7 separate regions of the Homo sapiens genome follow, and all the other regions are linked to region 4. A link is a loop called in an ENCODE intact Hi-C map of the cell type or tissue named here. Cell type or tissue: A673. All regions are shown on one strand. Region 1 has its middle 640 kb from the start of CDH11. Region 2 overlaps LOC105371308 (a long non-coding RNA gene). Region 3 overlaps CDH11 (cadherin 11). Region 4 overlaps CDH11 (cadherin 11). Region 5 overlaps LOC105371308 (a long non-coding RNA gene). Region 6 has its middle 360 kb from the start of LINC02165. Region 7 overlaps CDH11 (cadherin 11).

The links. Peaks named below come from ENCODE experiments on the same cell type or tissue, not always from the same donor. Only the 100,000 strongest peaks of a DNase experiment are listed, where the experiment ranks them.
Region 1: it touches region 4 in a loop (2.9-fold over the local background); 17 of 110 quality-filtered maps call a loop at or near these places.
Region 2: a loop joins it to region 4, with 4 times the contacts of the local background. A loop is called at or near these places in 24 of 110 quality-filtered maps.
Region 3: it touches region 4 in a loop (3-fold over the local background); 7 of 110 quality-filtered maps call a loop at or near these places.
Region 5: a loop joins it to region 4, with 6 times the contacts of the local background. A loop is called at or near these places in 25 of 110 quality-filtered maps.
Region 6: a loop joins it to region 4, with 13 times the contacts of the local background. A loop is called at or near these places in 30 of 110 quality-filtered maps.
Region 7: it touches region 4 in a loop (4-fold over the local background); 9 of 110 quality-filtered maps call a loop at or near these places.

The regions. Positions count from the first base shown.
Region 1 is chr16:64,479,761-64,483,760 of GRCh38, reverse strand. No RefSeq gene overlaps it. Among named protein-coding and RNA genes, the nearest start is that of CDH11, 640 kb to the left of the region's middle. In A673, no CTCF peak of the experiment used is centred here; a DNase peak (open chromatin) is centred at 2,090.
Region 2 is chr16:63,359,195-63,363,194 of GRCh38, reverse strand. All of the region lies in intron 2 of LOC105371308 (a long non-coding RNA gene), which reads left to right. Among named protein-coding and RNA genes, the nearest start is that of LINC02165, 370 kb to the left of the region's middle. In A673, a CTCF peak has its summit at 1,979 (motif pointing left); a DNase peak (open chromatin) is centred at 1,974.
Region 3 is chr16:64,968,989-64,972,988 of GRCh38, reverse strand. CDH11 (cadherin 11) reads left to right here. Exons shown (of 13, transcript NM_001797.4): 9 at 1-85; 10 at 925-1,058; 11 at 1,293-1,410. Among named protein-coding and RNA genes, the nearest start is that of CDH11, 150 kb to the left of the region's middle. In A673, no CTCF peak of the experiment used is centred here; a DNase peak (open chromatin) is centred at 1,568.
Region 4 is chr16:65,116,654-65,120,653 of GRCh38, reverse strand. All of the region lies in intron 1 of CDH11 (cadherin 11), which reads left to right. Among named protein-coding and RNA genes, the nearest start is that of CDH11, 3.4 kb to the left of the region's middle. In A673, a CTCF peak has its summit at 2,480 (motif pointing right); DNase peaks (open chromatin) are centred at 513 and 2,493; H3K4me3 peaks cover 3,733 bases; H3K27ac peaks cover 1,862 bases.
Region 5 is chr16:63,458,971-63,462,970 of GRCh38, reverse strand. All of the region lies in intron 2 of LOC105371308 (a long non-coding RNA gene), which reads left to right. Among named protein-coding and RNA genes, the nearest start is that of LINC02165, 270 kb to the left of the region's middle. In A673, a CTCF peak has its summit at 1,580 (motif pointing left); a DNase peak (open chromatin) is centred at 1,540.
Region 6 is chr16:64,088,104-64,092,103 of GRCh38, reverse strand. No RefSeq gene overlaps it. Among named protein-coding and RNA genes, the nearest start is that of LINC02165, 360 kb to the right of the region's middle. In A673, a CTCF peak has its summit at 2,221 (motif pointing left); a DNase peak (open chromatin) is centred at 2,223.
Region 7 is chr16:64,991,120-64,995,119 of GRCh38, reverse strand. CDH11 (cadherin 11) reads left to right here. Exons shown (of 13, transcript NM_001797.4): 5 at 2,086-2,205; 6 at 3,185-3,352. Among named protein-coding and RNA genes, the nearest start is that of CDH11, 130 kb to the left of the region's middle. In A673, no CTCF peak of the experiment used is centred here; DNase peaks (open chromatin) are centred at 1,469, 1,899 and 3,929; H3K27ac peaks cover 3,821 bases.

The DNA.
Region 1 (4,000 bases), 640 kb after region 4:
AAATGAAAATAACCATGACTCAATTTAGGTCAGATTTGTTTATATCCTGTTTATATGCTTCCTACAAAAAGAACATGACTATAGTCTATTTTTCATTCCTAAAAGAAATCTTAAATCTTGCAAATGTTCAAATGTTAAGATCTATTAAAAAATTGTTATGTCTGACAAAATCTTATAGTTAAATGTAAGTTGCATTTGGTGTTATTTAATTATCATTCAGGTGACCAGGAAATTCTACGGAGATGAGAGGAATATATAAAATGAAAATTAGAGACAGCTTTTAATATTGATTCCAAGTTAAATCTTAGTAAAGGATAATTTGGCTTTTTTGATACTAGAAGCAACAGTTTAGTTCAATCTCTATCCAAATAGAAATTTAATAGTGCTTATTTCATGCTCATATGGTCAGATTTTTGGTCTAATTTGTTTGTAATGAGTTAGAGTAACTGATATGCTAATCAATGTTAGTTAATTAAAAGTGGAGTTTCCATTTAGTTACAAAACACATTAGGGTGCTGAGCATATTGCATGCTAGATGACCTGATTCACACATTTGAACTTCTAAAATGAGAAGGAGTGGTAGAAAATCTTTTTGATGTGTTGCCAGAAGTGCCACTCAGATCCTTCTGGAAACAGATTTAGCCTGAGGATGAGAAGACTTGAATTCTAATCCTTGCTCCACTGCCTTTTTACCCTGAAGCTTGAGTATCATCTCTTAAATTCTCAAAAACTCATATTTCCAAGACCAAAAAATGGAATAGGATTAGATAATGTCTATGCACACTTTCTTGTGATTCCTTGTTCAAAATTCAAAAGTAAATGAGGGTGTTAACTCTCTGCTCAGCCATTTTCTAGCTCTGTAATTTTAGGCAAAATCCTCAATCTTTTTGATCTTTGTAATTGAGATGAAATGAGGAAAAGCATGGTACTCACACTGCATTCATGCTCAAATAAAGTTTACTGTGGTGATTAAAAAAAAGATAGAGTGTATGGACTTTACAAATACTATAAAATTATATCAAACTTCTAAAAATATAAGTAGATTTTAAAAAAAGAAAAAATCTATAAGTATAGGCACTGAAACATACTCTAGTGAAGCTTTCAGCAAACCCTTATTTACAGAGTTCCATTAGTAGGTGTTAATTAAACATGTATTTCATGTTTGACTAAGTTTTGGGAAAAGATCAGTTAAAACTATCAACAGAAATTAGAGACTCTTAGAGCTTTCAGAATATTAGCATGTACAGTGAATCTTCAAGACTATCCCCAGATATTTATTTTTGCTTCTTTGTTTTTTAACCTTATTGCAGGTAGGGAATGGAGGTTTGGAAATTGTACAGAACTAGTGTTCTATGGAATAAGCTTTAGGAAGCAATGAAGTGAAGAAAATAACTGAAGATTTGTATCATAGACACCTGGGTGGAATCTCACTCCTACCACTTAACTATGTCACTTAAATTAACCTTGTGTGACTGGGAGTGGTGAAGATAATTCCTATTTTGAAGATTATCCACCTTGGTTTGAAAGTGAGGAACAATATATGTAAAGCTATCAGCTTGGGATAAAGACTCAATAAATTGATGATGATGATAGGATTGATTCCAGGCACCCTAGCAAAGCATCACCTTCCTCCTGTGGAACCACAAAACCGAGGAATCTGTGCATCTTCTCCTGTTCACTATTTGAAATCCATTTGTTGTAAAACATCAAAGAGTGATTCCCATATGTGGAACATTGTGGAAGAAATCTGTTGTTGATTGCTTCCTCCTTGAAACAGAATTACGAGAAAACAGGATGGAAAGCTAAGGGGAGCTTGATGCCCCAGAAGAAGGAATCTGAAATAAGATTGAGGGGGTGGGCAGGATACACTTCCTGAGGTTAATGCTATTAGAAGTTAACTAATTTTTTCTGGAGGATGGATATCATTTGCAGTAAAGCATCTACCAACTGTTATAAAATATCAGGATATCTCGACCTGTCATTGAAACAAACCAATAAGAACAGGCCATTTCCTGCAGGGGGCATGATTAAAACCAGAGCCATTTTCACAGATAATCCATTTATAAATCATGGTAATAAAATGGCCATCATGACAGCAGCTCAGTGACATTTTTTTCACAAGCTCAGCCGTATCCAGGCAACCAACACATCTTAACTCAAATAAAAAGAAAGGCAGCCTGGGGTTCCAGGAGTCAAGGAGAAGATCCCACTGCCTGGTTCTCTTTTCCCATGAGGGAAGGTGATGGGCTAATGGCTATAGGAAATTTATATGACCCTAATTACTGCAGTTTGCTTTATGTGCATGTCTGAATCAACAGACATCAGGAATTTAGATGTTTCTCAACTCTTTTCTCATTCTAGGAACTGATAAGTGGGGAATTCTGAGGTCCATCTTTGATCCATATCTTATTTTGAGAGGTTCAACTGATCGGCAGGAACTGGAGAGAAGAATAATACATGGCAGAAATCCAGATACTCTCTATTCAGCTCTTTACGTGTGTAATTGAAAATCAACATTGTTTCTCATATTATTGAAAAAAAGTTTTAATATGCACCATTATAGCAACTATCATGAGTCATAATCTTAGAAAAGTGTGTCTCTTGTAGCCCAAATGAGAGACAAGAGTTCTCTTTGCACTCCTTTGGGACTTTTCCATGCAATTTATACATGCAAACTTTTGATGACTGAAACTACCTTGACTCAAAAGGGACTTAAATACTTAAAAATACATTTTACCAAAGACTATTCCCCTTTTTATGTAAAGCACTATAGCAAAGATAAATTTGTATAACTAACATTAATTAATTAATTAAATGACCTACTTTCATAGTAAAACCAAATATTATGGAATAAATTGCTAAACAGGAATTTGAAAATATTTATGTCTATGTATGTGTACATATGCATGTATGTTAAATTATATTCACCTAAACCATCTATCACTGGGACTAATAATCCTTACCCAGCAACATGAGATGATGGCAAAAGTACAAAGGGCAGACTACTATGTTCATGGAAACTTTTTGCTGGGATGTTAATGTTAGGAAAGCAGGAGCCTAGGAAAGCCAGAGTGCCACCATTTTAAAATCAACTCCATCTTAAAACTGGCAAGGCACAGTCTTTGCTAGTCATGACCCATAGTCCTAAGATGTTTTTACCTAAGGAGTCAGCTTGGTAATGCCTGTAAGGACAAACTCCTATAAAAACAGAAAGCCTAGATCTCTCAATAACCATAACAATATGTGCTTTCAAGATAATTACAGTTATACTTTAATATACTTACACACTAACACGTCACAGATAGTTTTATTTAAATCAATAGAATAATACATTTTGTCATGCTGTCAGCCCACCCACATGTAGGCACAGCTTAGTTTATTCTTTACATAGGTAAGACTCCTGTGTAAGAAAAACTTCAAGCAAAGATAGTGAATTCCTCCACTTGCTTTCTGAGGACACTCTACTCAGTAATGGAATAGCTTTCAAGAAACTGTCTCTTCTTACTGTGAAGCATTCCTCTTCTTGTGTTCTGAGTATGCCCTGCTCTGTAATAGGGTAGCTTTCTACGAACCTTCTCTTCTCTCTTTGACTCACCTTGAATTCCTGTCTGCAAGAACACACTCCTGAGGTCTGCATCAAGACCCCTTTTCTGATTACATTAATATTAGCATTATTGTTATGGCAGATGCTGTCAGGGCTCTGCCTATGTTCCTATGATTCCTTTTACACTGTTTTCATGGTCAGTTCCATGTATACCTTTACTCTCAACAGCTAGCACGTGTGCTTCTTAGCAGGCAGTCTTCCCTCAGGCTATCAGTAGCTAACTTGCCTTAATACATGGAGACCTTCAAATTTCTGGGGCAGCCCTCAAACAATGAGTGATGGATATAGCCAGTTATCTTGCCATCTGTTTGGAATAATTCCAATATTTTCAGGGAGCTAGTTTACCTGCAAACCTGTGTAGAATCCATGCTGTCTCCAGAGATCACGTGTGGGGCT
Region 2 (4,000 bases), 1.8 Mb after region 4:
ATCTTAATTGCACATTATAATCATCTGAAAACAAACACGAATAACTTAGAAGCACTAGAGATACACAATATTAAATCTGCATATTTAAGACAGCTTAACATGATATGTTTTTAAACCATCATGTGATTTAAATATGTAACAGGTTTTATACCCACTGTAATTTTAAATTTGTGTGTTAACATTATTATTTAGAGAAGATTTTGTTTTCCTTATTTTTCTATTTTAGTGTTTATGAGTAATGTATCGATTACCCTTTAATTGGCCTTTAGTATTCTCATAGATTCTCAGTGAAGAACAGGAGGCAATCTATAATATACATATACATAAAAATATACATATATTTTAAGATCCAACAGTCTCCTCTGTTGTTAAAATGTATGATCTTATGTGATGTGCTTATCCAAATTCAACATGTATTCTTTTCTCCTTTCCTCTTGGGCTTCAAACACTTAATCCTATTTCATTTTGTGGAAGAAACAAAGTTCCATATATATTTAAAGACTGCCTATATTGTCCCGTAGTCCTGAACAGCCACACCATCTCCCCCATCCCCACCATGATCCCTCCACCCACCCCACCTCTGAATGTTCAGAGTCATTCTCCAAGTCTCAACCTAAATATTACCTTTTTGAAGAGTCACCACACATCCTAGTTTTTGATACCATGAAATTTTAAAGCAAGTTTAATATGAGTAACAGCAATGTCCCTCTATCACAAGCACCTCACAAAGAAAAGTGGTTTTATAGATACTTTTTTAAAAAAGGAGGAAAAGAGACAGACAGACAGAATGAGGAAGAGAGAGAGAGAGAGAAGGAAAGAAGAAAAGAAGGAAGGAAGAGAAAAAATAAAAGACAGGAAAGAAAAGAAAAAAAGAAAGAAAAGGAAAACAACCAAGGGTATCAGTGAAATAAGCTATTCTCCTTCAAAACAGAACATTTAAAATGTCTCCTTAATACACATTAAAAACATACTCTAATCTCCCAAAAGTCATCCATCCTGAGAACAGAATGTTTTGGGGAGACAATATTATATCTACATAAATACCCAGATTCTCACTCATTTTAAAAATGAAGAAATAGAATCTTTTTATACCAACAATGAACTTAGAAGTACATTTGAATGGTAATTAAACATTTTTAAAAATTTCTTCAATCTTTTATTATTCTTGGTCACCTCACCGTAACTATTGCTTCTCTTCCCATCCACCCATCCATTCCATAAAAAAATTTTACACTGTACCACATGCCACTCCGTTTATCAGATATTTTGATAACTTTAGCTAACAGTAGCACAATCTGTTAGCAAATTTGGGGAAAATAAGAACAGAGAGCAGAAATGTTTGGATTCCCTTTAGGTGGTTAAATGAAGGTGGTAGCATGCTTGGCTAAAACATGGACAAAGACAAGCCATTTATGAAATGTTCGATATATTGCATGGCTCAAATAAATAGAGTTCTGATCTCCATGCTGATTCCTAGGCTGGCCAACATACCACTACTGGCACATTACTGTAGATGAATGAAAAATGTTTATTGGTTGACAGCAGAGAAATGTCTTTAGCGGATAAAATTGTGAACTAAAATGGGATTATCCTTACCAGTAAATGTAAAACAAAACAGACACCACTTTCAAGTATTTGTATGTGGGAAAGGAGAGTGATGGTGATTGCCCTGTAAGGACCTGCCTTTGCTAAGGGATGCACAGCTATTAAATGTAGGGCTGCAATTGTGTGAAATGTTTTCACTTGGAGAAAGGGCAGGTTTGTGGTGTACAAAAAAGAAGCTCTATTTCTTGTTTCTTATAAAGAAATTGTACCACTAATGCTCTTTGCTCTTTCCCCTTGCCGTCTGCCTCTGAAATCTCCTTATCCTTTTCTGATAGACAGACACAAATTGAATTACCAAACAAAAAAAAAAGTATTTTTTTTTAAACCTAGACACCAAGAACCTGCTATCATCAAACACTGTCTTGCTATTGCCATCTAGTGGCCAGGATACTAACATGCAGTTCTTCTGGCCAAATCAAAGACACAAGGTGTCTTCCAAGGAGTTAAGAGTTAGAAAATGAGAAACTACAGAGATTCAAAGAAACTGATGTCTTCAAGGAGTTAAGAGTTAGAAAATGAGAAACTGCAGAGATTCAAAGAAACTATGTAGGTCTCTGTTGTCCTCCTTCTACTGAGTGGCATCACTTGATCTGGAATATACATATATATATATATGTTTTATATATATAAATATGTTATATATATGTTTTATATATATGTTGGTATAAAAATATATATATAAAACATGTTTTAATCTAGAAAAATCTTATATATATGTGTGCATATATGTATATGTATATATGTATATATGTATATATATGATTTTTATAGATTGAAACAGTATTTAATTGTAGACTTACAAAATAGCACATAGTAGGGTCCCCTGCCTAATAAACTCATGATATGCACTATAATATAATATACAGTGATACAGTGTCATAAATTATTTAAAAAATTCTAGGAGGCCATATGCCCAAATATTGCTCATGATAGTAGTAATAAGACTATCTGAGCCTCTTATTTTTTCATACATATAACTGCCTCACCACCTCTCACTTTAGCCTCGTCTTTACTTTTCCCTCTTTTCATCCTACCCCTGCATCCACCTATGTATTTATAAATTTGTCAATTCAAGTTTAACGACCAGTATCTTGCCTAGGGAAAAAAAAAATCCTGATTGTCTTTTGACAACTGAAAAATATGCATTATTTTTCCTAAAATTCTAAATCCTCCATATAACCTTAACCATGATCCCAAGACTGTCATGCCCTTACACATAGAAGGCTATAGAGTGAGCCTTCTCAACAGTGCCACTATTGGCATATCAAGAGAGGTAAGCCTCCACAGTGGTGACAGTGGTGATGATGGTGGGGCTAGCCTTTGCACTACAAGTGCTGGGGATGGTTGGCAGCATCCCTAGCATCAAACCACTAGATGCCAATAACATGCTCGCTCTCACACCAGTGAGACAACCACATCATGTCACCAGGTGTTACCACATGCCTTTGGGAAGAGAGAGTGGGGAGATCACTCATCTCTGTTTGAGAACCATTGCTGTTAAGAACCAAACTTCTGGCTATGTTCATAATACATCCCGTTCTGTCTCTTATTTTCCAAACTCTCCGTGACTTTTTGCTCACGTCTGTCTCTCATATTAATTGCAGAAACACTTCAAATTTCTGAAGATCCATACATGCCCATAGCTCTTTAATAATATTTAATCTTTGATTTTATGTTCTTGGAATAATTTAATCTCCCTTATTAGACAGTCGCTATCATGTGACCCAAAACAAAGCATCCCCACCCCCTTTTTTTTTCTATAAAGCTGCGTTTCCCAAATATATTCCATGGAGCACTGGCACTAGCTGTTTGATATTTGTAAATGTGGTGCTTGTGCATGTGTGCACACGTGTGTGCATGTATTCGTGTGTGTGTAAAGAGTTTTATGGTGGCTCATGCCTGTAATTCCAGCACTTTGGGAGGCCAAGGCAGGTGGATCACCTGAGGTCAGGGGTTCGAGACCAGCCTGACAAATATGGTGAAACCCCCTCTCTACTAAAAATACAAACATTAGCTGGGCGTGGTGGCAGCCACCTATAATCCCAGCTACTGGGGAGGCTGAGGCAGAAGAATCACTTGAACCTGGGAGTCAGAGATTGAGGTGAGGTGAACTGATATCAAGCCATTGCATTCCAGCCTAGGCGACAGAGTAAGACTCTATCTCAAAAAAAACAAAAAAGAGATTTTTAGTCAAAGTTGAAAAAGTAGCAAACAATATCCCCAACATGGATTTTCACAATTTACATTAATTAGTGTAACAAAGACTATAGAAGTTCCTTTAATTAATATCACTGTTTAGCAGTTTTTCTCCTCAAATATATTTAACTATTTTTTTTTTTTTGAGACAGAATCTCACTCTGTTGCCCAGGCTGGAGTGTAGTGGCACGATCTCGGC
Region 3 (4,000 bases), 150 kb after region 4:
GAGGATGGTTTTATTAAAACTACAAAACCTCTGGATAGAGAGGAAACAGCCTGGCTCAACATCACTGTCTTTGCAGCAGAAATCCGTAAGTATTCTCCTCATGGTTTTGATTCTACTTTACCAAGTATTATCGCTTCAGACTCTATATTCTGGAAAGTAAAATAGCTGAGATAGACTAACTTTTTTGGTCTTAAACAGATTTTTCAGTCTTTAAAATGTGTTTTCGGTTATCTTTCTAGGAGTACATATAGGCAAAGGGAAATGTTCTTGTTTTCTCTGACAGAACTGGGTATAGACTTGGCAAGAGAGCCAGTAGCCCTCAGGAGTTTGAAACTCATAACCATCACTGAAAGATTTCCCACTCCATCCAGTCACTAGTCTTCACTGAACCCAGAAAAGCAAAGTCCTTAGGCCCAAGGTTTGTGGGTTCTTGTTTATCTATAGACAACAACTCAAACTTGATCATGCATCAGGTTGATCAGTCATCAAGCTTGATTTCTGGACCCTGCCCCAGAGACTCTGATTCAGTAGGTCTGGGATAGGGCCTGAGAATTTTTGCTTCCAACAAGTTCCCAGATGGTTTTAATGCTTCTCTCTAGACTCCCACATTTAAGAACCACTTTGATAGACATCTCTCTGGGGATCAGGCTCCATGATAGGCCTTTAGAATTAAAGCTCAGCATCAAAGTCAGCAGATGTGGAAAAGTGTTTTAGTTCTTACTGGTCTTAATATTGACATTTATTCTAGGATATGCCTCTCCCACTAACAGCACCCTTCAGCTCTTAAATCGATTCTGTGACAAGAACATCTTTCCCTGCACTGCCCAGATAGGTGGCTGGAGCTTACTCTTTCCCAAGAATATGCCTGGACCAATGTGTATTTCTCCTTGACCTTTCTTGACTGTCTGCATTCTGTCTTCCCAGACAATCGGCATCAGGAAGCCAAAGTCCCAGTGGCCATTAGGGTCCTTGATGTCAACGATAATGCTCCCAAGTTTGCTGCCCCTTATGAAGGTTTCATCTGTGAGAGTGATCAGACCAAGCCACTTTCCAACCAGGTAATCCTGCTTTCCCTATTCTTGGCTAGGAACAATGCACTTGGAAATAGAGTGTGTTTTTTAAACCATCACTTGGAGATACCAACCACTGCCCAAAAAGGTTTCAGAGCCATAGTTTTGTTCTGAAGTTATGTTCTCTAATTAAAATCAGGCTTTCTAGCCAGCCAGAAATTTTTGAATAAATGATGTGCCAATGTCAGCATGATTTATTTATGGGCCACCTTTCTCTTTCAGCCAATTGTTACAATTAGTGCAGATGACAAGGATGACACGGCCAATGGACCAAGATTTATCTTCAGCCTACCCCCTGAAATCATTCACAATCCAAATTTCACAGTCAGAGACAACCGAGGTTTGTACTAAGGTTCCTACGCATTCAGAGAAGTAGAACTGGAAAACAAATGGCGTTTACATTGCATAGCACAAGTATTTTCACTAATCTTTATAATGTCTTCCTGTTGAAGAAGAAACCGGAAATAATAATGCCACCTCTGTTCTGAAACATGGGCTCATTTGATGCATGCGAATAAGTGAGTCTAATTTTATTTACATTTTTTGGCTTTGATATTCATGAAGCAGTGGGAAAACTAAGTGGGGAAGCTTACAGGGTCAATATGCAAACAACTCCATTTATCTTTTTTTTCAAGAGGTTGATAAACCCTTGGGGGAAGGATAGCTTTATGAATATTGATATCAAGTAAAGCATTAAAAGAGATTAGTTCAACTTTGTAAGGCAATTTAATCTTTCAGCTGGCCTTCCTTTCCAAGTACAGTTTTAATGCAGTGTGGCTGGGTACAGAGCTCAATATCTAAAAGTAGTTGCAGAATTGTTGCCTGAAGGGCATGAAACAAAGCATTGTTTGTCCATTATAAAAACGGCAAAATTTAATACTATTTCTGCTTCCCCTTTCATTAGTTAAGGAGGTTCTAGACTTGCAGATTATTAGAAATAGATGTTTTTGTTTTTGTAGTCCCAGACCTGATGCAGTCCCTAGATAAAGTTGGTAGCAGAGCCAGGAAAGATGAATATATGTATATATTTTTTACTCTCATCCACACTGTTTTTCTCTGTCCATTACTTGGTAGTGAAATTGCCCATTTAAGTTTGTGAAGGTGCAGGCCTGTGAAAACAGGGAGACAAATGCCACCATTTAACATGGGAGCAAAAGGAGGAATACAGATTGCTATATTCATGCAATCCATGCTAACCAGGTACTAGGCCATAGGTTGATTGCTTTCCCTGCGACTGAGAACAGGCTTAGAGGATCTTAAACTTTCTAGTAAGTATTATCACTTTCCCCATTACTGTTATCACTATCATCAGTACCATAAATACCAGTTGCTGTGTTCCACGACCCATGCCAAGATCCTTTCCACACTCTGTCCACTTAATTTTCTTAACACCACCATAGGTAGGCATTATTGTCACCCCTATTCCACAGATGAGAAAAATGAGGCACAGAATCATTAAATAACTCGTCTCAAATCAATCAACCAAATAAAAGTTACGGCTGGGTTTAAACCCAGGCTCTCAGAGGCCAGATGCTATAGCCTTAACCACTGAATCCTTTCGTGCTGATGATTAAAGCAGACAGGCGCTCCCCATGCTGCTTGGATTTTGAGGGTCTATGATTTGATTTACCTTATTATTTCTTGAACTTATGTGAGTATTTAATTATGGGCCTTATAAATCAAGCACATGCCAAATGAGACAATGAGGCAAAATGCCCTAGGTGTTATGACAGCCTTTTCTCTCCCAATGCCTTGCTTTCTATAATGAACTTGCTCTTAAGAACTGAAGTGTGAAGGAAGTTATATGTAGAAAAACGTGTTTTTAAAGAAGCCTACGAAACAACCCCTGTTTCAATTTGTAAATGATTCCCATCATTTTAAAACAAAACGTTACTTAACACTCTTTAAGTTTGTATTTACACTAGGATTTTTCTTTTACCTTTTGTCTTTGGTGAATGTGCACTTGTAAGTCTCTGAAAGAGATAATTCTGCAAAGCACTAATGTAAATGGATAGTTCTCAACCAGAAACACACAACCCTCATGGGACACACATATGTAATACAGGAATTCATTTTGTAATGATAGTTTTCTCCAAAACAAGGAAACTCAGGCACATAGTGAACATTTAAAAATGTGTACTGAGCTGAATTGAACAGGGTGGCACAAATAGTGTTTGCATAATGCTTTCTAAGATACGTATACATCTGTATTTGAATTTATGAAAAGCCCTGTGTTCACTCTTAGAATTTTCTGCATTCTCAAATTTGTTTCCAGTTTCACCTTGAATTGACAGACTGCTATATTTTTTCAGCTTAGGCTTATATCAGTTTTCTGACAAAGAAATGCTTGTAACAATATATTGCATAATGGATTTAGTTTTAACAATAGTGAAGAGATTGATTCGGTTGCCCAGAAAACTCAGATGTTCTCATATGACTATTAGCCACCATCTTTTGTCTAGCTTCTCAAATATTTGTGGTCAATCTTCTATCTGTGTTGATGCAATTCTCAACTTACACTGGAGGTCTAACTCCTGGGGCTGTATTCCTAGCAATATTACTGTTTATCATGGGACACCTACAAACAGGACCTTTACTAAGCTTTCCCTGCTGTGATAACTTTGCCTCCATCACCTGCCCTGTACATTTTCTTTTTATATGTGCAATCATATTTAGTTGCTGTTAACCTCTGAAAACATTATACTAAGACACATTGTTCTCTAGGGAGTTATAAGTATTTTACTTTGTCACAATACTTTGCGGATACCATCTATATTTTTCAAGGAGATTATATAACCCTAGATGAGCCAATTTACTGAACAATTCATCTCCCCTGCCCTCTCCTATAAGAGACTAATACCACTGTTGAGCTACTATTTTTGCAGGAAATTGCTACTTTTTAAGAAAAATTACTTTATTAACTATGGCAA
Region 4 (4,000 bases):
TTTTAATTATTTAATACCATCCCTGCCTGACGACGGGTTATCCCTAAGGGATGGGAGTGGGGGGTTGTTCTTGAAACCCGGCTGTATGAGGGTATAGATTTCACTAAAGTCTTCCCCCTTCGTCTCCCCCTAAAGAAATCGTGCTACGATCGCTCTGAAATCTTTTCTTATTTTCTTCTTCTAATCATGGCTATCGGTTTAATATGAGGCAGTAAGTTTTCGTTTTAATCACAGGGAGGCTACCATAATTAATCTGGCTAGAGGACGGATCAATTTCCTCATCACTTGGGCTTGCAGCAGACGTCGATGGTTTTGCGGGGTGTCTGGATTTCCTGGGGATGGGGATGCAGATGTGTTCTCAGGAGCGAGGATCCTGTAGCATCGCATGAGCACATTTGCCAGGCTGGGCTCTGAGCGCTAGAGCCTAATATGTTGGCAGAGAAGAGAAGGGACTGACCTTCTTTTCGTTAATCCTGGAATTGTTTTTCCTACAAATACGTAGGTGCAGACACCAGAACAGAAATATTAACTGCCCAACCCTAGCTGCAGGGAGCCTGGTCTTCTTCCAATAGGACAAAGGAAAAAAAGTTACAAAACAAAGGGACAGAGTTGTGGCCAATACGAGAAGCACTCTGAGGCTCCAGCTACTGAAGTTCCTTAAATGTAATCTCTGATTCCAAGTTTTAGAGTTGGCCAGTGGGCTCTGGAATTCGAACCTCTGTGAAAAACTGAAATCCAGCCTAGTACAAAAGGAATGTGAGTGCTTTTCAGTAGAGACCAGGGAAAGGCATCTGAAAGGCCAGGAAACTTTGCTTGAGTAAGGATTATCTTTACATCTTACTTTTGAAACATTGTAAATTAAGACATTAAAATGTCTTGCAGGCATGCACTATTATTAATAAAAATTATTACTATCATTTTAGTTGTTACTTCAGAGTCTGCATAAACTGGGCATTTTATGACATTGTTTGAAAGAATAAACCACCCTCCTCACCCCTGGGAAAGGGGGAATGAAGGCAGGCCTTGGAAGGATTGAGACTGGATAATCTGGCGAGCCCCAGACATGTAGATTTATTCAAATGGCTGCTTATTGCTGCCTAGGAAAATAAGCTTTTAAAATAGTTCTAACTGAAGCAGTGGACCATCTTGATAGCACTTCAGAACTTTCATTACGTTCAGCATTCTTATCAGAACACCAGACAGTAAAATTACTAGAAACCTAAATTCTATTTTCAATTAAGATGCAATCTTTTGTTAATTTGAAAATTTAAAAAAAATAGTTATGGCGCAATTTTTTTTATGTCTTAGAACTCATGTTCCCTCTGTAGAGTGGTGGCTGTGGATGTGCATGTTTGATTGTTTATTTGTGGGAGGAGGGGGCAGGGGACAGACTTGGAGAGCCACGCCATGATTTGGGGGAATACGGATCAATTTCATGCTCTTTTAATGCACTTGTCTTCATAATTCATGGTTTTTCTTCTCCTTTGAATAGAATTACATGGCTGCTTTGTAAAGATTCTGGTTTGGGGACCCTCATATGGGAAACGCCATGACATTGACCTCGTGGTCTGATTTACAATGCCAGTACTGCGCTCCCAGGAGCATAGCATGTCCTGGAACCTTGCCTGTGAATGCCTGTGACTTATGAAGTGGTAACTTATGAAGTTGGTAAACTTTGATCTCTTATATTCAAATCTGTTTTCAGAACCATCTAAACAAGATCTTCAAATCTGATTTTAGTCTTCCTTCATTCTCAATACATGTATGTAGGTAGATGTTGGAGAAACATAACAATTTCATTGGAATTTACTTTCAATATTGATGTTTTCACTTTGATGACAGGCATACTTACTCATTCAATAATAATAAAACAGTGGAATATATAGAGTTTGAAAGTAGGTATCAAACTTTTTTTCTTGAATTGTCAAATTTGAAGAATGACTATGAACTTTCAAGTTTTTTTTTCCTAGAAAATTTGAGCACTGTATAAATTCACTAGCCAATGATTTAAGGGATTGAAATGTGTTTGGGATGATTTTCTCCCTTATGGAATTGGCTGCTGTTTCATAAAAAGTTACCTAATTTGTCAAGAATCCCTATTCTGCACTTACCAAGAATTGTGAGTTTTCAGCCTTTTTAATTTAAAGTTATTGCCTCTGAAATATATAAAAGTAGTTGGTCTATATAAATTTGTGATTTAATTGATTAGGGGGAAAAACATCAACAGGTCTGCTAAAGAAAAAGAAAAATAAAGTTGGAGAAAATTGGACACATCCTGGTGCACTGGTAGGAGTTAAAAATGAGCTGTTCCATCAGGATTCCTGTGATAGCCATCCGCAGCCTCCCCTATGAGCAGGAAGGACTAAAGAAAACACTCGAGGAGCATAATTAGACATCTTTCTGCTATAATTTTACCCTGACATTGAGAGCCTTGTACAACTCTGGAAATGGACTCCTTCGCGGAAGATTGCACTTCTGGCCACTAGAGGGCAATGGCACCCTTCTCCAACTGTCTGCATGGAGCCCATCTGCTTTTGAGGGCATCATGAAAAGCGGTTTTGTTACTTACAAGCCTTGTCTGGCCCTCTCAGGAGAGACCGAATTCAATCTAGCTGTGGTTCAAGCTACTGCTCGAGCAGTTGGTCAGGATTAGCATCTCTCTAGTGGGTGGATCCTGTTACCTTCAGCATCTTCTTCCCACCTTGGAGTTTACTAGAAAGTTGGGAAATCCTGTAACTTGACATTGAGCAGCAGCCGGGGTGGGGGCTGGGCTGCAGGATAAACAAGGTCAGCTCTCACTGAGACAGTGATCTGGGAGGATTTTCTGGATTTTTTTCTGGCAAAAAGAGCATCATTTCTGACTCCAAGTGGAAGGGAATGGATAAAGAAGAAAAATATCAGTGAGACTACCGTGACACCATTGCCCGTTCTTTCATGAGGTTTTGAAGATGTCTGCAAGACACTTCTAATTTGCAAAAAGGAATAGCAGTTTGATCTTCGGTAAACACTTTGGGGCATGGAATTTTAATATAGCAGTAAATGTTTTACTGTTTCTTTTAAACCATTCTTGATATTGTTGTGAAAAACCTAACTTTAGCAGAGAGTAAAATTTAATTCAAGATTGTTCCTCGTGCACTGGAGTATAATCATTTGATTTTTTTTCTTCTCAGCGATATGGAAATTATGGCTTATGATTAAATTGCATATTCCAGGCTACACAAATTTATATTTGCTCCTGTTTGATAGTGTCATGAAAGTTCAGGAGGAGAATGCAAAAAGAAACTAATGCTATATTATAATTAAGAGGAAAACTCCATTAAAGAAATAAGTACTGTTTTAAGTGGCTACTTATTTGTGTTTTTTGTCTTAAGTGAGTACAGTTGCCTCCCTGGTGATTCAGCAATGAAGTTCTTTGCAGCTCTGAGCTGTGTTGGAATGCGTAGACAGTTGATGAAGAAGGAATCAATGCAAATGGATTATGGGAGGGAGTATTAAGTAACTCAGTGGAAAGTAAGACAAAGTGTTTTGTAAACTGACGTTCACTTACCATTGGACAGTTTATTTAACTTTAAAAGGGGCAATTTTAAATTCTAAGCTCTTGTGAATAATGCACATTGTTTGAACTGGAGGCAAAATTTCATTGTTATTTGGTTTAATTAGTCATGAGACGGTTGCAGAGTTCAGGGATTCTTATTGAGACAAAGCATTTCTCTCACAGTCTGTATGGTCGAGGTTTCTGCTCAATCAGAAAATCTGGTACATCGGGATATTAAGTGAGAGGAATGTGAGAGAGAAGAGAGGGAAAGGAGGAAGAAACTCAAAAGTATGAGAGAGACTAATGATGCTATTTCTTATGGAGGCCAATTTCTGATCTTCGTACCTCTCTCTCTCTCTCTCTATCCTTATTAAGCCAATTGAAGAGCTGAATCTAGGAAGTTGATATAAACAGCTTTAAACAGCTTTAAAGACTGCAGTAGACAGTAGCCAAGGTCTTATTCTG
Region 5 (4,000 bases), 1.7 Mb after region 4:
TTATTCGTTGTAAATTATAATGCCCTCTTATTTGAAGCAGAAAGTACCTTTTATCAAAGGTGTCAGTACAAGTCCGTGTATCCAGCTTCCTCCTTTGTATTTTCTTTCTCATCATTCATTAATGACATTCTGAGACTGTCTTCTAAATCTTTATAAGTTTCATCTTCCATGTTTTATGAGATACAGAGCCATGTTATAGACCCATCAAAGGCTTCATGATCCCACATTTATGTGAAGCTGTATTAAATGTTCTTTGCCATTTATAAATATTTAAAAAGCCATTCTTTCCCACCTTCTTTTTTATTTTAACTCTGTCACACTCCCTACTATGGCTTTTCTTTTTCTCTGGTAACAAGATTCCTTCTGATTTTTCAACACATATATGTCAAAAACTGAAGCTATGCTCACTATTTCATCTGTGCCACAGGGGACTCTCTCAAGGTTGTTGGCAATTTTAATTAATCAAATGGGTGGAGTTGGAGGCTGCTTTTTTCATTCTCAAGCTCCCGTTACTCAAGACAAGAAGATGTTGAATCAGAATTTTACAGCTTTTAAATACCATTAGAAGATAAGAATCTGAGATCATAAGAAGCCAATTCATTTTGTACTACTGTTTCATTTGTTTAAAAATGCATTCCAATTTATTCATAAAGTGTCCTGATTAAGGGTAGGAGGAGCTCTTAGGATTTTCTGTATTTCTCATTCCAGTCACAATGCTGAGCATAGCGTAGTTGTTCAAAACATGTTTATCAAACAAAGTTACTGATACAGGGTATTTGAGAAACAGGACTAAAACTCAAGGTGTCTTTGATATTTCTTGTATTACAAGAATTATAAATGTAAAAAAATGCAAATGGCAAGTAAAAGAGCTCCATGCTTTTTATTGTAGTCAGTGTATTTTTAATGAAAAGGAAAGTTACTGTATGAAAGGATGGAGCTCTATTAGCATACATTTAAACTTTTTCCAATGTTAGCACTGTATTCTGTTGTGACCTACCACTGGTTCTGATCCCAGTCAGCAAGCTGAGACGTTTTCCTTTGCCCAGCTAAGCCTCAGGAACGCACTCACTCACCAACCCCCTTTTCACCTCTCTTTCCATCCTCAATTTCTCCCTTTCTTTTTTCACATCTAAGTTCTGGACCCTGTGCTGTAATTCATCCAATGCAGCAGCTATTCTCATTCCCTTCTCAATGATTATACCAAGGACAGAAAATGCCCCTAAATTAATCCATCTAATGAGTGGGAAATGCCAAGAATGATCCATTATCACTGCAATTGGAAAATTATAATAGGATAGCTCAGCCTGAGCAACCAGTAAAGCAAATATCCAAAACATACAGGGACGGCCAGATGTGGAAAGCAATCGGGTCCGGAGCTGCCTCAGTGGGGCACTAACTGATTTATATGTCCACAGAGCTATGCCTATCCACCTGTAGAGACATTACCCCAGAGTACCTGTGTGTGCTTATTCTGGGTTTTGAAAAGCTAGATTATGTTCCCTGAGTTGACTCTTAAAAGGTCACTTTACCAAAATGCAATGCCACAGTGCCCTCAAGTGGTCTCAAATGCTTAGAATACTTATTTCCCTGGATGGTAGGATTCTTGCTAATATAAAAATCTTAAGAAATTTGTATGTTTGATTTTCAGAGAAGTTAAAAGATATGAAGAACAACAATAACAGTAGCAGTAGCAATAACAGAACATTAATAAAACCTTCTGTCACATGCTTACTCTCATTTTTTAGTTGGTTTCCTTGATGCATAATTTTATCTCACTTTTCTCCCTACCCCATTCTCTCTTTAATACTCCTGTGTTCCCTTAAGCTCACTCTGTGAAGGTAGCGAAAGAACCATTCCACCCAAGGTCTGTTTTGTCAGTGTTGTAGTCTGATGAGTAAGTAACACTACTTTCCTCCCCCACCAATTGCATGAAATAAACTCAGGAAAAACAGAAAAACAGACTCTCAGGTAAGTAAAAAACAATGTGAAGACAATCATAATAGTATCTTGGCAGCAGATGAATATGTACATTGTATATAATGTAAAGAATAATGCAAATATATTTTAATTGTTGGCTTTATTTGATTAATCAATTTAGCAATTGCATTAGTCATTTAAAAATTTTGTTTTGAATATTTTTCTAATAATCAAGCCTCACAGATTTCATTAGGAAGAATGTAGTGGCAATTTTAAGGATGACTTTTTTTTGAGAAGAGTTAGGTGTACCCATTTCTCTTTATTTTAATTTTAAAATACTATGCAATTCTAGTAAATTCTCGAAGAATCACTGATCACGGAATTATTATCAATGGTAAAAGTCTAGATGTCATGTTGAATAGTAATGAAGAGTAAAAATAAATAAAGTAAGCTAGGTTAGTAAATTGTATAGATATATATGTATATAATGTAAATTACATTTTATTTAGCTTACATAGATATATAATCTCTCTCTCACACACACATCAGCTATACACCTGCAACCCCTTTTGAGAAAGAAAAGAAAAATAAAATAAAAATAATAAAACTGCAGAATATTGTAATTGCATTCACCACAGAAGTGAAGTGGGTGCGAAGTCAAAGTTTGACCAAATAAATCAGACAGTCTACATGAAGATAAAGGATGCTTGTACTATCCCCAAATCCTAAGTCATGATGCTCTTAGCTTATATGAATGATAATGAGAAAAACTAGAATGCAAATGTTTAGGTATTACTTCTAGACCTTATTTTCTTGACTATTCTTCCACCAAAAGAAGAAAGGATTACTTTTTATTCACAAGGAGGAGGTTGAAGTAGCTCAGTAGCTCAACAAGGTTACCTTTTGAGCTGGTCTTTAAGGACACCCATATTACACAGCAGTTTAGAGCAAAGTCATCAGCATTAGATAAACTAGGAACAGAATCCAGACTCTGAAGTTTATTGCCCTGTGAGATTTTTTTTTTTTAACCTCATCTCTTCTTACATAAAAAAATACTTGGGAATACTTACATTGTAAGATTCTTGCAAGAATTCAAAGCCACAATATCTGTAATTCTATGAACCTAAAAAAAAGGCTGGCATGTGTAAGGCACAGTTCCCAATACAGTAAATACTCAACCAGTTTAATTTTAATTTTAATTCAACTTTATTTAAGATCATTTCAGACTAAAGGCAATGCATAAACAATTCATATATGTTGTTTGCCATATTAAGTACATTCCATGAAGTTCCAATCACAGGAAATAGATGAATGTTTAGTTTGGCTTGGTCTAAGTCAGAATAAAAGTGGATAGTGGAAGAAAAACTATTTTTAAATGATCTCAATTTATGGAACTTATTAATGGTTGCATGGTTTACTTGTGTTTTAGTGCTTTCATCTTAAAAACAAGAAAATGAAAAAAATAAAGTATTTAGGAAACTCCTGGGATCATTTCAGTTACTAAAATATTCAACTTATTAATTTATTTGATATATATATTTAAATATCTTAACATATATTTAGTATATAAAATATTTAAATACAAGAGATATGTCACATTACAAAGCCAGAATTAGCTCTCACAAAGTATACTATTATGCTAAATAAGCAGCTAAATAAGTGTTTGAAAATCTCATATTTCCCTCTTGATGGAAATAGTAATTGTAATTATGGTAAGGTAGTACCAAAATCTTTAAAAGTATATATTATATGTGACAGATTCTCTTAATTTTATCAATAAATAGTCAGTGACTGATGGTTACAAGGAATTTCCCTTTTTTTTAAAGAGTTGTTTGCTCACAGATTTTGTTCAATCATATTATCTAAGCATAGCAACCCTCCAGCTGTGCACCACAGCGGATCTACGTGAAGCATGTTCGCACATCACGCCAAGCACTGCGATGCTAGCCTTCCTCAGATCTCTTTAAATGCACCTTCTACTACTTCCATCTTTGCCCCTCTGGTCCAGCTGAATCTCACTCTTTATCTCTGTCTGATCTTGACAGGCCATTTAATATCTCAAGTCATTGCTCTTGCTGTCCTG
Region 6 (4,000 bases), 1.0 Mb after region 4:
ACATTACTAAGTTCTTCATAGTGAGTTGTATATAACACCCCCCTTGAGGGCTATCGTTTGCTTTAGTAAACAACCCACAGAGTGGGAGAAAATCTTTGCAATCTATACATCCAAAAAGGACTAATATCTAGAATCTATGAGGAACTCAAACAAATTAGCTAGAAAAAAAACAATCCCGTCAAAAAGTGGGCTAAGGACACGAATAGATAATTCTCAAAAGAAGATACACAAATGGCCAACAAACACATGAAAAAATGCTCAACAACACTAATGATCAGGAAAATGCAAATCAAAACCACAATGTGATACCACCTTACTCAAGAATGGCCATAATCAAAAAAGAAAAAAATAATAGATATTGGTGTGAATGCGGTGAAAAGGGAACACTTCTACACTGCTTGTGGAAATGTAAACTAGTACAACTTCTATGGAGAAAACAGTGTGGAGATTCCTTAAAGTGCTTTAAAAAAGGCTTTTAAATACTCATCTGGGCACTGGGTTATATGTACAATTATTTTGTTCTGTAGATTTCTGTTTTTACGTTACAAGGACTGAATATGTAATATGGATTATTAGCATTTGCCAGACAGGCCTTTTATGGTGTAGCCCAGTGTTTCCCAGTCCACTTTAGTCCACAGGAGACTCAACATTGTCACGTCTCTATTTCTGATTAAAGGAGTAAGGGAAATGAAAAGAGAGTACAATAAGCTGGCCAGCAGGCTGTGTCTCTGCAAGGGGGCTAAGAAAAGGACCAATTATGGGTACACATGTTCTTGGCTGACCAAAATTTAGGCAATGAAGAATCGCTAATCTTACTTCTCATTGGGCAAATAAAAATATAGAAACTTAAATACCTTACTAAATCATATAATATATTAATAGAAGTAGAAATACTAGAATCTAGAAATTCTGGTTTACAAACAAATGGTCTTACTTCCTAACCATACTCACTAGACAATCTCATGTGAACCCTAATCAATGCCCTTTTTCTGCTATTTCTAGTAATTAAGTATGCAGACTGTTCCAAAATGAGGCATCCTCTTTATTTTCTTGGATCTCTTAAGAATGTCATGTCCAAAGCAGGGACTCCAAAGCAATACTAAGAGATTTAATTAATATAATATATTATTTAACACATATATTAAATAATAAATAGACTAAGCCTAAAAATAATTTAAGTCACCCGTCATATGCCAGACACACTCCTCAGCACATTCTCTTTTTGTTTTGTTTTTGTTTTTTCGTTTTTGAAAATTTTTTTAAATTTTACTATACTTTAAGTTTTAGGGTACATGTGCACAACGTGCAGGTTTGTTACATATGTATACATGTGCCATGTTGGTGCCTCAGCACATTCTTAACCATCACAAAGTTAGGGGTAGAAGGTCTGCTGCAACTGTTACCATGAGCTAGATACTATATAGCAGCTATGATATTCCAGCCATGATTATAAGTACACACACACATACACATATGTGAACATATTTAATCCTCACAATAACTCTATGAAGTAGGGTTGTTATTTTATTCCCACTTTACAGATGAGAAAATAAAGGCTCCAAGGTACTAGATAATGATTAGTCAGCAGACATTAGTCAAATACCTCCTCTTATTGGGCATTATGTAAGCATTGGGGATATAAGGATACCTATAAAAGGAGTAGTCCTGGAGCCTTCAATCTAATGAGGATAACAGCTTTTAAACTGATTGCAGCACGAGTAATTCATTAGCATGAAATCGCTATAATCAAGGATTATAGGGTACCATGGAGTACATAATACGAAGGCAAATTCTGTTCTGAAAGTGCAGCTTTTCTCTAAGTCATTCTAGTAGATTAGAACAGCTGTCCAAGCAAAAGTGGAGGGAAAATGTCTTAGCCTGTTTCCTATTGCTTATAACAGAATACCTGAAACTGAGTAATTTATAGGGAAAAGGAATTTATTTGTTACCATTATGGGATCTGAGAAGTCCAAGGTCAAGAGGCTGCATCAGGTAAGAGCCTTCTTGCTGGTGGAGAATCTCTGCAGAGTACTGAGGCAGCACAGGACATGACACAGCAAAGGAGCTGAGCATGCTAACATCCTAGCTTAGGTCTCTCTTCCATATCTTATAAAGCCACAGGTTCCCCTCCCATGATAACCCTTTCTTCCATTAGTCCATGAATGGATTGATCCTTTCATGAAGGCAGACCCCTCATGACCCAGTCACCTCTTAAAGGTCCTGCTTCTCAATACTGCCACCTTGGGGACAAAATTACAACATGAGATTTGGAGGGAATCCTCAAACCATAGCAGAAGAGAATTAAAAAAGCAAGGGTTGAATCTACACTGTCTGATGCAGGACATGAAATGTGGCTAGCATAAGTGCAGGTGTGTGTTAGTGTGAAATACACAACAAATTTCTAAATCTTAAGAAGAAATAAAAAGAACCTAAAATAATACCTAGTCAATACCTCACTTTTAATATGGATTACAGGTTAAAATGCTGATGTTTTCGACATAGTGTGTTAAATAAAATGTATTAGAAGTAACTTTCTGATTTGGTTTGGCTCTGTGGCCTCACGCAAATCTCTCTTGAATTGTAATCTCCACATGTCGAAGGAGGGACCTGTCGGGAGATGATGGGATCATGGGAGCAGTTTTTCCCATGCTATTCTCCTGATAATGAGGGAGTTCTCACAAGATCTGCTGATTTTATAAATGGCAGTTTCCCCTGTGCTCTCCCTCTCCCTCTCTCTCTCTCCCCTGCCACCATATAAGACTTGCCTTGCTTCCCCTTTGCATCTGTGATGATTGTACATTTTCTGAGGCCTCCCGAGCCATGCAGAACTGTGAGTCCTTTCTTTATAAATCACCCAGTCTCAGGTAGTATCTCTATAGCTGTGTGAAAATGGACCAATACAGTTTCCTATTTAATTTTTTAATGCAGCTGTAATAAAATGTATAATTACACAAGGAACTTGGATTTGTCACTCACATTATGGATCTACTTGACAGGCTGGCTTCAGGTTTCAGGTCAAAGCAAAGGTCAGTAGCTGGAAGGACTCAATGGATGGGAAGCAGGCCTGCGAGGCTGAAGTATGGTAAACGTTGGAAAGTGGCCCAAGATGAAGCTGTAGATACGGACAGGATAAGATCATCTGCTTAAGATACAGAAGTGACCAGATTTATGCCTAGTTTGGTCTGATTCCAGAGCTGTGACTTCCTAAAAACAATACGGTGCAGCCTCTTCTTAAACAGTGGTCACCATCGGCCAGGCATGGTGGCTCCTGCCTGTAATCCCAGCACTTTGGGAGGCTGAGGTGGGTGGATCACCTGAGGTCAGGAGTTTGAGAGCAGCCTGGCCAACATGGTGAAATGCCATCTCTACTTAAAATACAAAAAATTAGCCAGGGATGGTGGTGGATGCCTGTAATCCCAGCTACTCAGGAGGCTGAGGCAGGAGAATCACTTGAACCCGGGAGATGGAGGTTGCAGTGAGCCGAGATCATACAACTGCACTCCAGCCCTGGGCAACAAGAGCAAAACATCATCTTGAAAAGAAAAGAAGAGAAAAGAAGGGAAGAGAAGAGAAGGAAAGAAAGAAAGGAAGGAAGGGAAGGGAAAGGAAAGGAAAGGAGAAAGGAGAGGTCACTATCTCAGTAGCCAACTCTTTTCTCTTCATTCAGACAGCAACACTTAGTTCTTCTGGCATGTCTTCACTTACTGTCTTGTTTTGACATTAGGGTATTCATGCCTCTTCACTCAACTAACCATGAGGGTTTCCATCATCCCAGGGCCTCTTCAACACACAGACCCATGTTTCTCCAGTTTATCTCGTTTAATGTGAATCTCTAACAGTGAATGCCCCCAAAACTGTCATGGGGGCAGGTGGTGGGTGGAGGTTGTTGGAATAATTCTTTATCTCTGCAGACTGGCTGTGTTTTTGAGTCTTCTCAATATGTTTGTCTACCTGATCTTTCTTTGTAGTTCCAAATCAAAGAATCCTTGCCAGTTTCCTG
Region 7 (4,000 bases), 130 kb after region 4:
TGCTCATGGGTTGAAAGAATCAATATCATTGAAAGGATCAATATTCCATTTGTTTGTGTCATCTATGATTTCTTTCAGCAGTGTTTCGAAATTCTCCTTGTACAGATCATTTACCTCCTTGGTTAGATGTATTCCTAGGATTTTATTGTTTTGTGGCCCTTGTGAATCGCACTGTATTCTTGATTTGGTCCTCAGCTTGAGTGTTATTGATGTATAGAAATGCCGTTGACTTTTGTACCTTGATTTTGTATTCTGAAGCTTCACTGAAGTTGTTGATCAGTTCTAAGAGCCTTTTGGCAGAGTCTTTAGAGTTTTCTAGGTATAGAATCATATCATTAGTGAAGAGAAATAATTTGACTTCTTCTTTTCCTATTTCGATGTCTTTTATTTCTTGCTCTTGCCTCATTGCTCTGATTAGGACTTCCAGTACTATGTTGAATAGGACTGGTGAGAGTGGGCATCCTTGTCTTATTCCTGCTCTGAAGGAGAATGCTTCCAGCTTTTGCTCATTCAGTGTGATGCTGGATGTGGCTTTGTCATGGATTGCTCTTATTATTTTGAGAACTCAGACATTGTATTATGGCATATGACAGTACAGTCGTTGTTGTCAGACAGTACTATGAATCATGGCTGTACTCCTAATCAGCCTTACGAACCCAGGCAACCTATTATACCTTTCTAAGTTTTTATTTTGCCATCTATAAAATGAGGATAATATAAACTATGTTGAAGGTTAAATGAAATAGATGTGAAATACAAAACCATTGTAAAGGATGTAGCAGAGTTCTAGAAGGAAATTAAGCATTTAAAATTAATAATTTCCCTAGCCACACCATGATGGTATTTTCCTTTATAAATCTATCCTGCCTAGAATAGTGACTGACAAATGGGAAGAGCTCCAAAGAGATTGTTTCTATGAAATAATGAATTATAGAAGAGTAACTAGAAAAAAGTGAGATGTACACCACACAAAAATCACTGACAATCCTATAAATTAAAGGTAGTGATAGGCTGTGTAAACTGGCTCCCTTGCCTCCCACATAGAACCTTGCCCCTCTGCTGAAAATGTTACAGAAATAACTTGAGTTTTGTTGTGTGCTGGATTGGGGTTAGACTTTGGCAATTACCAACTTTGTGAAATAGATTACAAAGCTTCATATATCTCAAGTTCAATTTCTCACTAATACAGTAGATGTAAAAAATGCCCAGCAGAGGAATGCTGGCAAAATACATGGAATGTGCCCCCAGATCATGCTGGCACAGAGAAATTCGATAATTACTGGTTTTCTTCTTCCAGCTCCTCTCTCCCCACTCTGAAGCCCAACATGCCATGCCCCAGATACTTGCTATTTGTGACCAGCCAGGAACAAAGGTTGTTTTTAGGAAAAGCAGAACCCCATCTTTCTTCAATTTCCTGGTTTCCCTTCGTTCTGACCCATGAATGCTTCCCTTACCTCTCACCAGATGTTTACTGGTGATTTCTGTTATATGGCTACCAGACCAGCTACAGGTGGGAAGATGCAATTTTCATGCCAGTAGGGAACAGCATTCTGCTCAGTATTTATGGCCATAAATTAATTAAATTGTAGAATTAGCAGCAATTTTATTACATGCAAAGCAACAATAAAATGATGTATTTATTGTTCTGCTACAGATGGAAGATTGCACTCTGTCCTTTCCTGAAAGCAATTTATCGTTAATTATCATTTATTATACTCTGGGAAGATTTTAATGTAATTATTTGATATACTGAACATTTCAAGTGCATGAGTTGTAAGATATTTTTGCAATAATATTTATAATATTATTTTAATCACCAACCAATGTAGGATGTACTATAAATACAGAAAGTTCATTTTTAAACTGTGGCCATTTTTATAGAGCAGGAAGGAAGGAAGGAAGGAAGGAAGGAAGGAAGGAAGGTTGGTTGGCTGGTTATTTTGCATCTCAACTCCAGGAAAATGAGAGAATGTTGAATAATTGTGGTGCCTTCTTCAGGGTTAATTTTAGAATAAAACTTTGTAAACAAGAACATAATTTGAAAATCTGAGGAGATGTTGCTAATTAATTTATTTCACTTTTAAGGAACGTCAGTAATCCAGGTGACAGCTTCAGATGCAGATGACCCCACTTATGGAAATAGCGCCAAGTTAGTGTACAGTATCCTCGAAGGACAACCCTATTTTTCGGTGGAAGCACAGACAGGTACTGTGGAATGTCACTGTGATTTGTGACACATGGTGAATAAGAAGTCCCAGGCCTGACCAGAACTTATTTAATACTCTGTTTTCTCAAATATGAAAAAGGAATACAGAGGGCTACCCTATAGGGTTAGTGTGAGGATTAGATACTTGGCCTGTGCCTATCACACAGTTAGTACACCATGAAACATTTATTGTTGGTTTTCCCATATTTCACGATGACCCAATAACAACTATAATCTAAAAACTCAACTTTAATATCAGAAGTAAGAGAGCAATAAGGACTAAGTCTTCCACAGTGCTCTCTATATTCCTCACATAACTGTTGCCATATCTACAGAGAGAAAAAGCTTCCAAAGGTCTCCTAAAGATTTAAGTGAGCATGGCACTCATGTGCCAATATCCAGCAATCATGCAGAATTCAGTTATTAATTTATCATTGTTTTCCGTGACAGGTGATAATAGACAGTATGTGCTTATATGAGCATTGTATATATTTTAACCGATTTGGTTCACTCTTTTAAAAATTAATATTTACACTTTAATGTATTGCATGAAATATGCACCTCCTGCTTTAAACTTAATATGCACCATCAAAACATTTCCATGAATTGTATGTAGCAATAGACTTACAGAAGATTGTGCTGGAAGTCAAAAAGTATGAGTTTAGTCATGGATATTCATGCAATGACCACTCAAGTATTTCAGTCTTTAGGGTGTTTATATCTGAGAAGAATAGGGTTATTACTTGAATGTACAACAAAACATAAATACAAATGCTGTATAGTAATTTTTATGATTTGCTTGAAAAGACATAATGATGCTTCAGTATGGCTGCCTTTGGTTGTAATTACCATGTTGAAATGATTCTTGCTGAGGGCATGGGATATTTTATTCAGCATTGCTTCCTCAGTGCTCAGAACTTTCTTGTTGTCATAATGTTATAAACGAATATCTGTGATGTTGCCTGCTTACCTGTCCAGGTATCATCAGAACAGCCCTACCCAACATGGACAGGGAGGCCAAGGAGGAGTACCACGTGGTGATCCAGGCCAAGGACATGGGTGGACATATGGGCGGACTCTCAGGGACAACCAAAGTGACGATCACACTGACCGATGTCAATGACAACCCACCAAAGTTTCCGCAGAGTAAGTAGGTGGACTTGGCTTTCACTTTTCCATGGTGACACAGCCAGCTCTCTCCCTCCTCTAACCTATTCCTGCTTTACTGAGGTATCAAAAAGAAAATCTAGAAAACTAAGGGCAATTCATATCATTCTTACAAAAACAAAACACAAAAACAAGACAACAACAACAACAACAATGTCGGGGAGTAGAGGTAGTAGGAGAATGAAAAGATGTAAAAAGTTCTACAACCCTGGAAACAAAATATCGTTTTTGCTAAGTATTTTGCTTGGTAGTAGTGATGCAATCTAGTAATTAATTAACCCTTTTCTGCCTCAGTGTCCTCATTTCTAACCTGGATATAACAGTCCCTGAATCAGTTATCAATTACTGTGTAACAAATTGCTGGAAAACTTAGTGGTTTAAAACAATAAAAATAATAACAATAATTTGTTTTTATCATGTGTCTGGAATTTGGGCAAGGCTTGGAGGAGACAGCATGCCTCTGTTCTCCATAGCAACAACTGGGGATAGCTCCACTGGGGTTGGAGGATCCACTTCCAAACCAGCTTACTTGCATGGCTGGCAAGTTTGTGTTGATTGCTGCTTCCTTTCTGCGTGGGCTGGTTTTGGAAAGTGTGATCCCCAAGGGCACCAGGCAGAAATTGTCTT